Linked DNA regions of Homo sapiens: region 2 is linked to region 1. A link is a loop called in an ENCODE intact Hi-C map of the cell type or tissue named here. Cell type or tissue: dorsolateral prefrontal cortex. All regions are shown on one strand.

Region 1 (8,000 bases):
TCCAAGGGCAGAAGGAAATGGATGTCCCAGTTTGAGCAAAGAGAAAAAATTTGTCCTGTCTCCACTTTTTTGTTCTACTGGGGCCCTCCACAGAATGGACGATGCCCATACCCATTGGTGAGGGTGATCTTCCTTACTCAGTTTACCAAATCAAAAGCCACTCTCTTTGGGAAACACCCTCAAAGACACACCCAGAATTAATGTTTTATGAGCTTCTTGGCATCCCTTAGATCACTCAAGTTGATACATGCAATTTACCATTACAGCCAGGTGTGGTGGCTCACACCTGTAGTCCCAGCACTTTGGGAGGCCAAGGCAGGAGGATTGCTGAAACCCAGGACGTTGAGGCTGCAATGAACCAGGATCGTGCCAAGGCACTCCAGCCTGAGTGACAGAGCAAGACTGTCTCCACCTCCAAAAAAATACTTAACCATTACAGACATTGACATGGCAGAATATTCTAGGTGGGATTGTTAAAAGTTATACTCTGGAAGATTAAATTTGGGTAGAAAGGTGGTTGAGGAAAGAAAGTGAGCCATGCAAATATCTGGAATACAAGTATTCCAAACAGAAAGTAAAAGCCCTGATATAGGAAGGGTTTTGGGGTGTAGAGGAATTTGAAGGCAAGGGTTGTTGGAGTGCAGTGAGTGAGTTGAAGTATGATAGGAAATTAAGTCAGAGTGGTTGTCAGAATCTCATGACTTAGAAGCCATGATAAGGATTTCAAATTTTATTCTAAGTATAATGGGAAGGCATTGGAAGGTTGAGGGTAGGAACATGATATAATGTATCTTTTAGAAAGATCACAGACAACTGTGTGGAGGCCAAATTATAGAGAGTAAAAATATCATAGAAGCAAGTAGTATGAGGAGTACTGAGAGACTATTGCAGTAGCACAGAAAAATGATGGTACTGGCTTTGCTTATGGTGATAGCCACGGAGATGATAAGTTGTTGAATTTTAAATATGTTTTGATTAGGAACTGACAGTTTTGCTGTTGATTTGGATTTGGGGTGTGAGAGAAGGAGAGCAGTCAACGATGACTCTCAGGTTGTTTTTTTTTTTTCTGAGCAACTGAGTAGATGATTGTTCATTTACTTAGATGGTGGCCACTATGGGAAGAAATCAATTGGTGCCATAAGTAAGCATTGAACTATTGCCAATGGTTCATCTGTGGCATGATTATGTTTTCAGATCTCTCCTGATCCAGTTATGGCTCTACTTTTGCTTATTAGTGCTCCACCATTTAGTTGGGGTCAAAACAAGTACAAAACAAGAATCTGACATGCCAGAGTGCCAAAAGAGAGAGAGAAAAAAGGAGAACTGGAAAGCATAAGATTGTAGGATTGAGAAGCAATGATTATGGTGTTTGTCTTTTTTTTTTTCTGGAATAGTTGCAACAAAGCATACGAGATGTTCTGCCCTTCTATAAGGAATGTAGAAAATATAATACAAGGGTTCTTTTAAATTCTATAATGTTCCCCATTTTTATTGATATTTTCCTAAAATGAAATAGAAATGAATAATGCAAATAACTTTTCTGATTGCAATTTTCATTTCTATTCCTCAAAATACAGTGCTTCACCCACAGCTGTATAATATTCATTGGCAAAATAAACAAATATAAGAAAATTTTCTGATTACCCTCTTCTCCTCACAGCATTTCCCTGATGTCTTTGGTAAAGGACTGCTTTATCTATGGCTTCATGTATGTTTGTGAGAAGGAATGTTGGTTGCAAGTATTTGAAAGTTGTGTGTTTACATTTAAATTTCCTTCGAAATTTCAGTCACACTACTTATGCTAGTTTATCTCAAAAAATACTCATAAGGTCACAGATATTGCCTCAGCTAAGATCCTCTGAGAATTTGAAGCCTCACTGGGTCTCAATGCCAAGAGAGTAATATTTGAATAGTTGATGTTGACTAATTCTACTACCTACCATACCATCTTTCATCCAACCAGCAACAAATTCCTAAAAAATACATTCTTTGCCAGTTCTGCCAAGATAAATATGCTTTTGCCTTAGGAAAGTTTTGCCAAAAGCAGGACATGTTGGTGAGAAGCCCTTATCAAAATCATCATCCCATTATTATAATCATTATCATCATCACATTATCATTGTCATCATGTCATTATCTTGGGGTGGGAGGCAAGAAAAGCTTGTGATAAGATGATACATTTCTTAGACACACAGAGTATTTCTACTCTGTTTTCCACACGTCTCATAGACTCTGTGCCTTGAGATCTTTTAATATGCATGTTCAGAGACTTGTGGTTATAATAAAGCGAAACTTAATTGATGTGCTGCAGTAATATGTAGCTCCAACTAACTCTTATAAAGTGACAGCCCATCTACAGAGAAAAATTCCAATCCTTAATTATTATTAATATAGCTATCTACGTGATTTAGCTCTGAAGCCATTTCAATGGGCATTGCATTTTCAATATAGGTCAATTAATTTCGTATTAGTTGCTGTTATTATGTTGCCCCAATTGACCTATTTCATATTTGCAAGGCTCCACTGTAGAGGAGAAAAAGACAACAGAGCAAACCTTTCCTTTTAAGCTGCTGTAATGTCCCATCTTTCTGGAATTGCATTCAGAGTAAGGATTTTGCATGAAAGGGTTTCAGGAAGTTACAAAACTCCTTTACATGGCCTGTTGGATCTGTGTACAATTTCTAGCACTACCCAGAATAAATACCAGGAGACTGGTGTGGTTTATAGAAGAGTTTATAGAGAAAAAAAATCCACCCACCAGCTCCCAAGCTGAGGATTACAACCAGGTCCCTGCTGCCAAGTTCTGTGTTTAGGTAAAGCATGAGAAAATCTGCCATTTTTTTTTAAATCACAAAAGGGTTTCTATAGATGGAGCGGTAAGAAGCTGACAGCTTTTTATGCATAAAAGGCAGCTGTTCCTTCTCAGGTAATATTATTAATAAACCCTAAGGTAATGTTTGCTCTGAAATATGTCTAATTGAAATAATTTACTCTGACCCTTGGAGGATTATGAAACTGTTTTCATCATGTTCACACACAGCAAAATAATTATGAGATGCCATATGGAAAAGCCATCATGTGGTAGATGTCTTTCTGAATCTATATTTTTGAAATGTTTCTCACAGATAAATCATATAGCTAATTTACAAAGTAGAGGTGAGCAGTCCCTTTTCCATGTGGAGATCTGATGTGAAATGTTTGCAGACCCAGAATATTAACAGGGGCGTTGACATCAGTAATTACTATAGTTACGAGACATTTTTCACAAAGTATTATGAGAGCAATACTTAGTTATACAGGGAGAAAAAAGCATGGGACTTTTTACATCGTGTATGAAATATGTAGGTACCGACAGTCTCAGAAAACAGTGTGGGCACATTGGTGACTGAGGTGCTTTTTGCCTGTAGCATAAAATCTGTCTGGAAAGTTCCAGCAATTTCCACTGAGATAGCACATTTGGCAAGATGAGGCTGAGTGTGGTATGTAAGGACTTTCGGGAAAACTTGTCAGCTTTCACAGGGAAAGGTCCAAGTGTTTATGGGAACTATGAAGTGGTGTTGGGTGGCTCTCAAAGGGATCTGTGGGGTCACTGGGGACAGACGTTTGAAAGCTTTTTGATGGAAGCTCTTCTGAACTTATCAAAATGGTTAAAAGTCTGGCAGTGAGTCTCATGAGAGCAGACTTTCTTGTGAAATTTCTGGTATGGTACTTTCCTGCCGGGGTGAGAACATCTTAGGAGGACAGACTTTCTCATCATATTTTAATTCTTGGGATCTGTGTCCCTGCTAAACCCAGGAAATGGAGAATCACAGGAAACGGCATTACTTTTCAACCTCTGGGAAGTTAAGATCAGATTTCTCTAGATTTTCAACTGTTTAAGTAAATCAGCTTGCCTAACTTCCTGGCCATCCCCCCTCCCACCAACATAAAAAAGGTGGGGCACAAGAAAAAAAGGGAAAGACAAAAAAGAGGATTTTTGAAAAGTGTAATTTACTTTTCCATAAGTTCCCAGTTTCTACAGACTTCCATCAAACAAGAAAATCAACAAGGTAGTAAATTATAGCTTGTTAACCCTGTTGTACTTAAAACAGGGTTAACCCTGCCTGCTTTTTCTTACCGCTCCCTCAGGGGTATCAGAAGCCTCTTTGACCCTTTGTGTTGTCAGTTATGTGAGGGATCTCCAGCTGCCCATTATTGGATTTCAGAGAACTTGGTCACAGTTGCAACAAATGAGCATTTTCTTCTTCTAACAGCTCTTTTGAGGCAGACACTGGGATGTGGATCATGAGTCCGGTCAGTCAGTGTCATCTCACAATTAGCTAATAGTTGGCACATGGAAAGCCTAGTTCCAATCCCCATGGGTCCTTGCGGGAGCCTCCCATTTGTTTACAGCCTCATTTTACTTCCATTCTCAGCATTCAGTTATCCTTAAACTTTCAAAGAAAAACAAATTTACATAAAAGCTCATGTATGTGTATATGATCTACAAATATTTACAAGGTTACTTTAGAAATGCATGACAGAAATTTTTTCAGTTTTCCAAAATTGCAGTCTACCTTCCAAAACAGAACATGGGATTTAAAAAAGAAATAGTGAAATGCAAAACTGGAAACCTGACAAAACTATGAAACTGCTGCTATTTTCTAATATATTTCAGGTCAAATCCTTGTACTTCCCATTTTTAAACAACTGCCAAATCTTCATTTTTGTATCTACTAGACATCTGTGCTATTGGTTAGCACTATTTCTAGCTATTGTCTGTCCTAAAATAAAGGTAACATATTTTCTGTGATTTATAGTCTATCATTATCATAGTGCAGCCTCTGAATGCATGAACTAGAGATTTATTGCACACTCATGTCTTATACCAGACTCATGTAATAGAGGAAAGGTAAAATGTCTTGGCTTGTTGAGGGCTCCCTTCTTCAAGTAGTTGTCTTTTTGGTGAGGGGTGTGCAGCTTGATTAAACTACGTCACGAAGGTCATTGACCAAACGTTGTCTTTAATAGTTTCCCATAACGTGTATTCCTCATAGGGAGCTTTTCTCAGCTCAGGTTATTTCCACCAATGTTCTCAAACCAAAAGAATGGTCTTTGCAGTAAACCGACAAATTCCCACATTTCATCCTTTATCTCACACGTAAGTGATGACAGCATTTATATTTCTTCTGCTGTCTGGGCCAAGAACAACTGGATTAATGAGCCTATCTCTTTTTCATAAGTGCATTATACTCTCTCTTTGACCTTCTAAGCATGGGAATTTTTGATTTTATAAGACTGATTAAAGAGGAGAATTCCCCATCCCCATGCCACTGTTCTTCTCTTCACATTTCCCCCCCTAAATGGCCAGCCATCAACGAGGATGTATTCAGTAAATATACACACAGACATATACACTCTATGCACACTTTCACATCAACTGGAATGTAGTGTCTATAGCAAAGGTATAAAGCAAAATTTGCTGTAGGATTGCTTTCTTATGTTATAGCACACTCCACAACACTTTTTGAAAGACACTATCACAAAAAGATAAACTGCACAAGTATTTCAAGAAATATATTAGCTAACACTAAATGTATAAAATTTAGGAAAGATAATCTGACACCCAATTTCCTTTTCAGAAATATATTGGTGATATTTTCATGTGTTCTTACCCATTATTGTTTATTAATATTGTAGTTCCTGAATCCTGATTATATTTTTATATGTGAATGGCTGATAACTATGTAGGAACAGAAACATGAGAATATGGCTAAATTCACAAAGCCAGAAGCAAACTACTGCTTCTTTCATATCCTTCATTCAGGCACCGCACTGCTTATAAATTTTTATTTTGGACTCAAGAATCTCATTATGAGGTCAGTATTTTCCTCCTATTTTTATTCCAGTGAAATTTAGCTGATGCTAAGGCAATGAATTGATTATGTCCTAAAAGAGAATGTTGCCAGAGGGCAGTTTCTCAAGACATTGCTAAGTGCACTTGGCTGTTGAGTAATTAGGCTTCCTGTTCTCAGAGCATCAGAACAAGCAAATGAGAGTTGCCTTAAGGTTTCCTTGTTTAGAACATCACTTATTTTGGCCATTTCAGAATCAGGTAAAATCCTTTCTGGTAAAACTTAAACAGTCAGGCAAATTCGTTTATTCTATTAGAGTATCATTTAAATGAAAATATCCCTAGAAATTTCATTTTTCCTCATTTTTTCTCCATTTGACAAGAACAGAAAAAGGAGCTGGTATCTAACCACTCATAAGTTAATTGCAAATGAAAAAGAGGACTTGGAACTGAAGTATCAAGAAGGAGGCTGGGTCTTTTCCCAAATCCCTAGTTTTACTAAGAATCTGTCAAATAGGGAAATCCCATTTTGCTATCCTACAGGGATCTCATAATGAACACATATAAAGAGGAATTTTAAAATTCTTGTCTCCAAACTGTTTCTTCCTTTATCTAGTGCATTTCAATAAATTATGCCATGATCTATGAAGTTGCTTAAAATAAAAAAAAAAACAAGTACTCTCCTTGATTCCTCCCTTTCTTCAACACCTACAATATATATAGCACGTCCTCTGCTCTGTTTAAATCTCTTGGTACCTACTGCTAACACCCTAGCACCTCAGTTTAAATCACCATTATCTTTCACCTAAACTACTGAAATAACTGTGATCAGTCAGAGTCAAATGAGAAAACAGAGTCAATGCTTGGGAGTATGTAAGAAGCCTAAAATATATGACAAAGGAATTAGAAGGCTGAAAAGCCAACCAAGGATGGTGTGCCAACCCACACAAGTGTTGCCATTCCTGCACCTGGAGGGCAGAGGGAGAATATGATATTACCAGGATATTACCAGAGCGTAGGAACCAGGGCCAGTCAGCTGGAGGTGAAACCACAGTGAGAGGGGCTGTTTAGATCCCTGATTAGAATTAGAACCATGAGGAGATGAGGCCATTACTAGAGATTCTACCAGAAGCAGTGGGAGGGTTGGAATTGGGGGCTTAATTTATCCCTTCCTGCAGCCTAAACTCATAATTAGGGCTTCCCATTTACCCCACCTAGCTAGAAAGCAGTTGATAAAAAACCTTGAACATGTTTGTAAAAGCCAATTTCTGGCAAGCAGAATAAGCATGGGAAATGAATCTGTGAGCAGTAAGGAAGTAGGAAGTAAGGAAGTAGCACAGTCCACCCCTTTTTCTGTGCGGCATGCATTTTTGCTAACTATACATCATTTATTCCCATGAAACAATGACTTCATTCTTCTACCTAATAAAATGCAACCCAAAACACAAATGAAGATGCTGTCACACCTCTCCACAAAAGGGACACAAAAAGTCTCATCTTCACTTTTCATTCTCAAAGTTGAAGGTGGTCAAGTGATACAATGTCCTCTTCATCAGGTCTTGATGCAGTTTCTCAGAGTGCAGTGATTTGTGAGTCACTATGAAAATCTATGCATCATGAACACTCCCTCATAGATCATATGAATAGAGAAAGAGGAAAGGGCAAAATAGAAATAATTTGTTAATATATACATAACAAAAGCAGGCAGAGCTAGCATCACCCTCATCATTGTCTCTAATCATGAGTGTGCTGCCTTCCTTCATTCTTTTATGTTCCTCTTGCCCTCAACCAGAACCTCAATTGGTCAGGGTTATTTATCTGGCTGGTGAACCAAGACTTCCTTCCTGAAGGGTTGGAACCCTTAGTGATTTTGGCTTTACTGGATAGTTGCCTTTTGATTTTTACTACTAAGCTTGAAAGTATTAAGGGAAGATGAGAGTAAATCCCATCATGTTTCAGCAAAACAATTTTCAGTTGTTAGGATCAATCCCCACAACCCCTTTCTTTGGCTGATGGTTCAATGGCAGGAGAAGCCCAAAGTATATCAAGGTGGGGGTTTCAATTATATTTCAAAGGGACAATTCTTGTGTTATTAATGTAAGTATTTCTTTTTTGGGAACTAAGATCTCTAAATCTGCTGAGTATGAAGTTATAAAGACAGCAAAAA
Region 2 (8,000 bases), 130 kb after region 1:
CTCCCTTCAGGGCTCATTCCTATCTTATAAGGATTATTTTTAGGGCATTCCAATGTAATGTTTCAAATTTATATTCTAGACTCCTTGTTCTTCTCTTTCAGATAAAGGAGAGTTCCAAGAACAATTATGGAAGTCTTTTTTACTTAAATATTAAAACAATAGAAAAAGAATTAGATGTGAAATATTCAGGACAATTTCTTGGAGTTCTGAATGAATCCTCCTAACATTCACAGTGTTTACATAATTTGTGTATGACTAGAATAATGGAAGCTATAGAGAATATCACATTTTAATCAATTTTTGGAATTATTTTGAATAGCAATTTAACTTTAGAACTAATAAAAATTCAGCCCATAAATGTTCAGTAGCCAAAATATACTACCTAATCATTTGCTTTTTATGGAGGTAGGGGTGGGAATGGTAAAATTATTATTTCCTTTAAATATCTTTGTCAATTTCTTTTAATCTTTGGATTTATGGCTAGCTTTTTACAGTGAATCTAGTTTTCAAAGAATTACTTATTCCTGAAAAACTTTATAAAGGCATCCAACATGATTCATTTTCATAGTATTTATACCAAACGTGTAAATCAAGTACCAATGATAGTAGCATCTTTGTAGTTCTTCTTAAATATGGATGAAAGATGAGTTTTCTTCCAAGGTACAAAACATCATTATGGGCTCAGGTGGTTAAAATCAACATGAAAAATACATGCTGCATTTTCTTCCCTTAAATGCGATAATGTAATCAGATTTCAAGTCATCCTACCTACCTCACTTACAGCTTTATGGAGATTAATTAGTTTTTAGATCCGCGTCACATGATCTTTTCTGACTGTCATTTAGCTGGCTGACTAGACCTGTAAGCTGTCTCCTGCCCCAAAGGAGAGATTAAATTTTAGTATTGTTTGTCTTCATTCTTTGATTTAAAGGTGGATTTTTAAAGTTATAGTTTAATTGTATTTTGCTTTAATTAGAAATATATTGTAAACTTATTTGTTAGGAAGGTAAATATTTAAATAAATAAGTAAAATGAGGTGTTTCCCCTAGTTTGCTAAAAAGACTGTTACTATACTGACACCTACAAGCTAATTTTTAAAATTATTTATGATATAGATGCTACATTCATTAAAATGAATTTCCTACAATAAAGCTTTATTGCAGAGGAGTTTACACAGGTGCCCCAAGTTAAGATCACTGGTAATTGGTGGTTCAAGGACAAGTTTTCAAGATCAAAATGAATGTGGAATTAAAAAAGATCTGGAAATTTACTAACAAATAAAAAAGGGTTTAATTTGTTTCAGTGGCATGATTTCTGTTAAAAAAACATAAAAACACAGAAACAAAAGACAATAAAAAACAATTATGAAATTGCTGATTCTTAATAACATATTTTCTATAATAACTGTTACCATTTATTTCTCTGACTGAGAATTGCTGACTGAGCTAAGGATTAAAACTGAAAAACCACAGCGTTAGTGTTTATGTTAATCTATTTGGCTATAGATTCTCAATCGGGAGAAAAACAAAAGAAGAAAACATTGATAAACTACTTCAATCTGCTTTACAATATGTGATTAAAGAAAGAAAAGAAACCTTGTCTGCTACAGTTGTTCAAACACTGATATTTCTAGCTGGGGTCCTAATTAAGGTGTAATGAGAGATTTGAAGTGCACTAAATTCCCTTCATTCACGTCACTAAACCAGTGAACCACAACTACACGTAGAATTTCAGGGAGACATAGGACCCAGTGAATTAGTTATCATATAACTCCTGAGCAGTTGGTTCAGAGCTGGAGCCACTGGGGCATAGATCCACAGTGAACGTGTGACTGCTTGGCTGCTATTTGACTGCAGCTTTCCGTTCATGGATACTTAACAATAAACAGTCACTCCACTTAGGAGAGAACTTGATTCCACAAACACGTGGAATTTCCTGGCTCTTGAATGAAGACGCCACAGGATTTTCACTGCTCAGGTGTTACTGGATGCAATGCTGATTCAGGAACCGAAATAGATTATCTGTTTCCCTTGCCTGTGTAGTTGGATCATTGCCCTTGGCAGTAACCCCAGACTCCTGCAAATGATGAAGACGTCCCTCTATGCCTATGTAGAAAATAGGGCCAACATAGATGCCATTAGAGAGGCTCAACTGAGCTTATGCTGGGAAAATTGTGGCATCCATACCTTGCATAAGGAGGGAATGTTGAGAACACCAGAATAGGTTGAAGCCCATTCCCTTGAATGGGAATCACTGGGTTGTTCAAAATCTCACTGATACAGTATTCCCTGGCTCTTTTTCCTTCCAACACACTGTTCATCAACTGGTGCTTCCTGGCTGACTTTGGCAATGAGAAAGTAATCACTTGACTCTCTGCCTACCTTCAAAGGTTTTTTAATAATTAGTGCAGAGATAAATTATATGAAAGAATTCAATACTCATCCTTGAGCATTTGTATAAATCATAGATTTGGTAAGCTTTATATTCATTTTCTTTATAATGACCTTTGGAGAATAAACTCCATTTCAAATTCTCAATTTGTAACGAACAAAAACCCAAGGCATGAGATGAGTAACAGGATAACCAAAATCTTCTATATGGATCCCATCAGTCTCTTGGTTTCTCTTGGGAAATGTGTCACTTATGTTTGGGGTTCATTGCCAGAAAGCATCAATTCCATACCCCATGGCATTCTTTTAGTCTTGTGCAGAGATTTTGTGCATACCATTACCCTATGTTTAGTTAAGAATGATAGAAAAAAATTTCTCTCATTCCAAGGTAAATAATACACTTCTAATTGGTTTTACAACTTTAGAGTTATAACTGCATAATTAGGTTCTTTATTGGCATTTGGGAGTTGCCCCTCTTTACATCCACAAAACAAGCCAATTCCAGTGCTGGGCGGGGGTAGACGGTAAGCACCCTCCCCTCATACACAGAAATTATCATAAATAAACAAATGCCTGAATATATCCATTTCTGTCACCAGCAGGCAGCATTCCAAGCCAGGCATGTTGATCCTGGGTTTCTGTTCCATTGATAAAAGGGAATATGCCATTTTTGTTCCAGCCCAGGGCTGTCCAATGTGCCCTTGTAAGGCAAGTTTCCATGTTAAGTGAATAAGGATCATTGTTTCCTTTATAATGAGCCTCCCCCTCCTTTGGCTCTCAGTGAAAGGCTGCCACCACACTGGCTAAGAAATAGTTCTGTTTAACCGCCAAGTGTCTGCTGAACACAGTGCGGTAATGGGAATGATTTTCTTATCCATCATTACATGACTGGCACGTGAATAATTTTGCCCACCAGGTCATCATGTCACATCAGCCATGGCAACTTGGCTCAGTCAAATGTAAAAACTATATTACTCCCACAAAATGATCATTTTCATAAGGAAAGTAAAGAACATTCTTTGTTTCTACTCCCCTCCCTTTCTATATATTGAAGATACTCATTTCAAAGATACCCTGGTTAAGAAAAGCCAACAAAGTACATTGACTAAATTCATATTATAATTTAGAATACATATGTTTTCAAGTGGTACATCTGTTTTGTACCTGTTTCTGGCTGGCATAGCCAAACTAAGGATCTAGACATTAATAATAGATCAGTTCACTAATATTTATTGCTCCAAATCCAATCTATATTAGCATGTCAGCCCTGTATCAAAGCAGAAGACAGCAGTATTTATGATTATTAGTACAATATTGAATCATCCTGAACCAATTACTGATCCAATTACTGTGTCATTATTATCTTCTGAATAGGGCTTGATTTGTCTGTGATAAATATGATGCAATTAAACCACCTTTTTACATAATAAAACACTGCAGGTGTTTATTCTTAAGAGTTCACAGATACTAACAACCAATAGATTTAATTAAAAAAAATCCTTGATAAAATGTGAATTTCATTAAATTATTCTAACTTTAATATATATTTAAAGTGTATCTTATTGAGTGATACAATTGTATAATCTTTTGTCTGGCTATTGTTTAGAAACTATACTGTCAAACCAAACAAAAATTAACAGGGTCGTTTAATATTCTGATTTAAAATGTCATTTGTTCAAAGCATACAAACATTAACTGAATTACAAAAAATAAGTTTCTGAAAGTAGGTACATTACAAAAAGACTGATAATTACAAAAATTATATGTATACAATTTTAAAATATTTTTGTCACTACATATTTTAAGAGCCCATATTATTTGAATAATCCATGCTTCAAGCAATCTGAGCGTTAATAACTCTAAAAATTATCATAAAAACAAAAATAACAGAGAGCAATGTTTAGTTAGTATTGTGTTTAACTTTAAAGATAACCCAGGAAATTGCTTTAGTTCTTGATGTATGTCTTCTCTTTACCTCCTCCACCCCCAAATTTAAAATCAACATTATAATTAAAGGACTGGAAAGGAATAATAAGTATCAGTTTTATACTTTTTATTTTACAAAAAATATCTTGAATATTGTAATAATCAATCTGTTTGATTATATTTTAAAGCCCCAAAATTCAAGTTAAATTGGAGATTTTTTAAAGAGATAAACAACATTGACTAGTCAGCTTTCTGAGACATTAACATAAATACAAAGAAATTTCATGATTTTATAAAAATGTTTTATTAAAAATAGATTCCTAAACAAACTGACTTTAACAGTTTCAATTTATTGTCACATGGAACTATTATAATATTTCTATTCTGCGTTTTTATTGATATCTTTTAGGGAAAATAAATTTGATGTAAATCTTAATCTACCACTCAGGCTAGTATTTGTTTAACTAATTTCACTCAGCATTGAAACAGTGGTTGGACACCAACACCTTTCATAATGTTTTTTGTAGGTGTGGCTATATAACACCTATCAGCATTCACTGACAATTATTGCAGTCGGCCAAGGATTTCAAAGTGGTTGATAACATATAGCATTTATCACACACCTTGCTGTTGGCCTGTGCAGGTAATTAAGGAAAGTTTGTTTTGCTTTAAGGCTGTAACTGTAAATACAAATTACAGTTTTTATCTGTTTTCATTCTCTCTCTCTCTTCTTTTTCTCTCTCCTCCTCTCTTATTTTCTCTCTTTCTTTCTCCTTTCTCTCTCCCTCTCTCCCTTTTCAATGAGTTCTGAATAGGAAGGACTGTCTTTTTCTTTTCTTTCTTTCTTTTATTATTATTATTATTTTTTTTGAGACGGAGTTTTGCTCTTGTTGCTCAGGCTGGAGTACAACGGCATGATCTCGGCTTACCACAACCTCTGCCTCCCGGTTTCAAGTGATTCTCCTTCCTCAGCCTCCCCAGTAGCTGAGATTACAGGCATGCACCACCATGCCTGGCTAATTTTTTATATTTTTAGTAGAGATGGGATTTCTCCATTTTGGTCAGGCTGGTCTCAAACTCCCGACCTCAGGTGATCTGCCTGCCTCGGCCTCCCAAAATGCTGAGATACAGGCATGAACCACCATGCCCTGCTGGACTTTCCATTTTTATTGCCAGCATTTCAAAAATTATAGATGTGTTCCTGTAGAAATCAATTGATAATTCTGAACACGTACCAACGTGCAATTTTCTTCATATTTTTAAAAGGCAAGAATAAACTCAAATCCATTCCAAGTAGATTAAGGAAAATGTACTCTGTTTTTTCATCCATGTTGTATACAGCAGGGGTGAGGGGAGGAGGCTATTGTGCTTCATGTAAAGGAGTAGTAAAGATGAAAATGAACATTTTCATTGGTGCAGACTAAAATTTACTCTCTTAACCACAGAAATTCAATATAAATTCAGAGTTTGTGAAAAATTGAAAATGGGTACTAGATTCCAGACAATATTTAATTTAAACTAAGTGTTAAAATAAAAGCAATAACACTGAGAATAAATTAATAAACTACAATTAATTATATTTACCATAAGTGGTTTGGGTTTGAAACACCTACTCTCTACACCGATAAAATAAAACCTGCATCCTGCAGCAGCTAAAGTAAGTTAAATGAAGATGCTTTTAACAAGGTTATTACTTAAGCAATGACAGGTTTACAGATTTTAGCACCACTGGGTTTTCACAGGAGCCACAGCAAGTGCTAAAATAACACACACCTTCAGGTTCATTAAATTCACCAGTGTGATGGAATAACTGATATTTTGCTATATTACTGTAGTCCTTCAAAGAACCATCTATAAATAAGAGACACTAATAACAACTGTTTGTGCTGGTAAAACAATGAAATAATTCTTCTGAGTTTATCTGCAAGGGAAAAATTGTGTTTAAGCAAAACCATTCACATAGTTAGCTCTTGTCATTTGGATTTCTTTGGAGTCACATATTTATTTATTTACTTAAAATAGGTGCATTCTGTAAAGGGTTTTGCCATGAGGCTGCACTCAGAAGGAAACTTGTAAAAAGGTGGTGTATATTAAAAGGAAATAAACTGAATCTCACCCCCAAATATTTACTTTATTGTCTGATGTTTACTAGGATATTTATGGAGGCTGTTTTATTTAAAGAACTTATAAAATTCTAATAACTGACAGAAACAGCAGCATCTCTGATAAATCCTTTACTGTAGTCTGCTGTGAGATGAGCCAAAAGCATAAATAGTGGGTTTCTAATAAATCAATGGAGTCTGGCCTTTGGAGACCTGGAAGACATATGGACAGTAATAGAGTATCTCAGGTTGTCTCATGAGTGATTCCATCTGGATGAAGTCTTGGTGTTATTCACAGCCTACTTCTCCCCTAAAACACCTTCAATCTTATCCACAGCCTCCATCTCAAATGTCAGACCACCTGGGATATGCAGCTGTCAGGCTGAAAGGGGAGCTGCCTGGGACTGGCCCCAGCCTGCTCATCAAGGAGACGCTGTCACTAGCCAGCAGGCAATGCTAGGTGCACAGGGGTGACAGCACTACCAAAAGCCAGGACATGCGCCAGGCTCTGGATCTAAGATTTTAAGGAAAATATAAAGAACTTAGCTGGAACTATGAATATCTCCACAATAGACCTGCCTCTGATGTGATATTCTCCTTCAAGATATTTACATTTTTCTTGTCAATATTCATGCACACATCTACGTATTTTGATTATTAATAAGTAAAAAGTGTACAACATTCCTTACACAAGAATATTTCTATATACTTCATAGCATTCTCATGTTTTTTGACATATGTTCTCTTACATTGGTGTTTATATTTTCTATTATTAAACAAATTTAGCTTGATCAGTACAAGTCCTCTGAGAGAAACATTTCTTTGTTATAACTGAGCTTGTTGGTTTCTTTTCTCTTCTCTTCTGCCTCCTGACCTCCTTCCAAGTGTGCTGATGTTTGTGGCGCACACTGAAGATAGCAGCACCCTCTTATAAATAGATAGCAGCACCCTATTATAGAGAGTCATTTTAGTCTGACAGATGAATAATAAGAATCCAGTACATTTCATATTTACTGTTCTCGTCTTCCTTTTTTTTTTTTTTTTTTTTTTTTTTGAGATGGAGTATCACTCTGTTGCCCAGGCTGGAATGCAGTGGTGTGATCTCGGCTCACTGCAGTCTCTGCCCCCCAGGTTCCAGTGATTCTCCTGCCTCAGCCTCCTGGGTAGCTTGGATTACAGGTGCCCGCCATCACGCCCAGCTTATTTTTGTATTTTTAGTAGAGACGGGTTTTCACCATGTTGGCCCGGCTGGTCTCGAACTTCTGACCTCAGGTGATCTGCCTGCCTTGGCCCCCCAAAGTGCCAGGATTACAGGCGTGAGCCACTGCACCTGACCTCTCTTCTTCATTTTTGTAAACCCCCATTAAAAATTAACAGACACAAAATTTGGGATTGAATTATATTTCTGTAATTTTGAATTATTTCCTAGAAATACAGAAGGTCTCGGCCGGACGGGGTGGCTCATGCCTGTAATCCCAGCACTTTGGGAGGCCAAGGCAGGCTGATCATGAGGTCAGGAGATTGAGACCATCATAGCTAACACGGTGAAACTCCATCTCTACTAAAAATACAAAAGTTAGCT

What was found. Hi-C counts contacts between places; a loop is a spot of excess contacts. Peaks named below come from ENCODE experiments on the same cell type or tissue, not always from the same donor. Only the 100,000 strongest peaks of a DNase experiment are listed, where the experiment ranks them.
Region 2: a loop joins it to region 1, with 5 times the contacts of the local background. A loop is called at or near these places in 4 of 110 quality-filtered maps.

The regions. Positions count from the first base shown.
Region 1 is chr2:145,062,741-145,070,740 of GRCh38, forward strand. All of the region lies in intron 3 of TEX41 (testis expressed 41), which reads left to right. All of the region lies in intron 3 of LOC100505498 (a long non-coding RNA gene), which reads left to right. Among named protein-coding and RNA genes, the nearest start is that of LINC01966, 180 kb to the left of the region's middle. In dorsolateral prefrontal cortex, no CTCF peak of the experiment used is centred here; a DNase peak (open chromatin) is centred at 4,311; H3K4me3 peaks cover 1,187 bases; H3K27ac peaks cover 6,198 bases.
Region 2 is chr2:145,197,336-145,205,335 of GRCh38, forward strand. The region is part of intron 6 of LOC100505498 (a long non-coding RNA gene); the gene reads left to right. Among named protein-coding and RNA genes, the nearest start is that of LINC01966, 320 kb to the left of the region's middle. In dorsolateral prefrontal cortex, a CTCF peak has its summit at 3,133; a DNase peak (open chromatin) is centred at 3,099; H3K4me3 peaks cover 1,639 bases.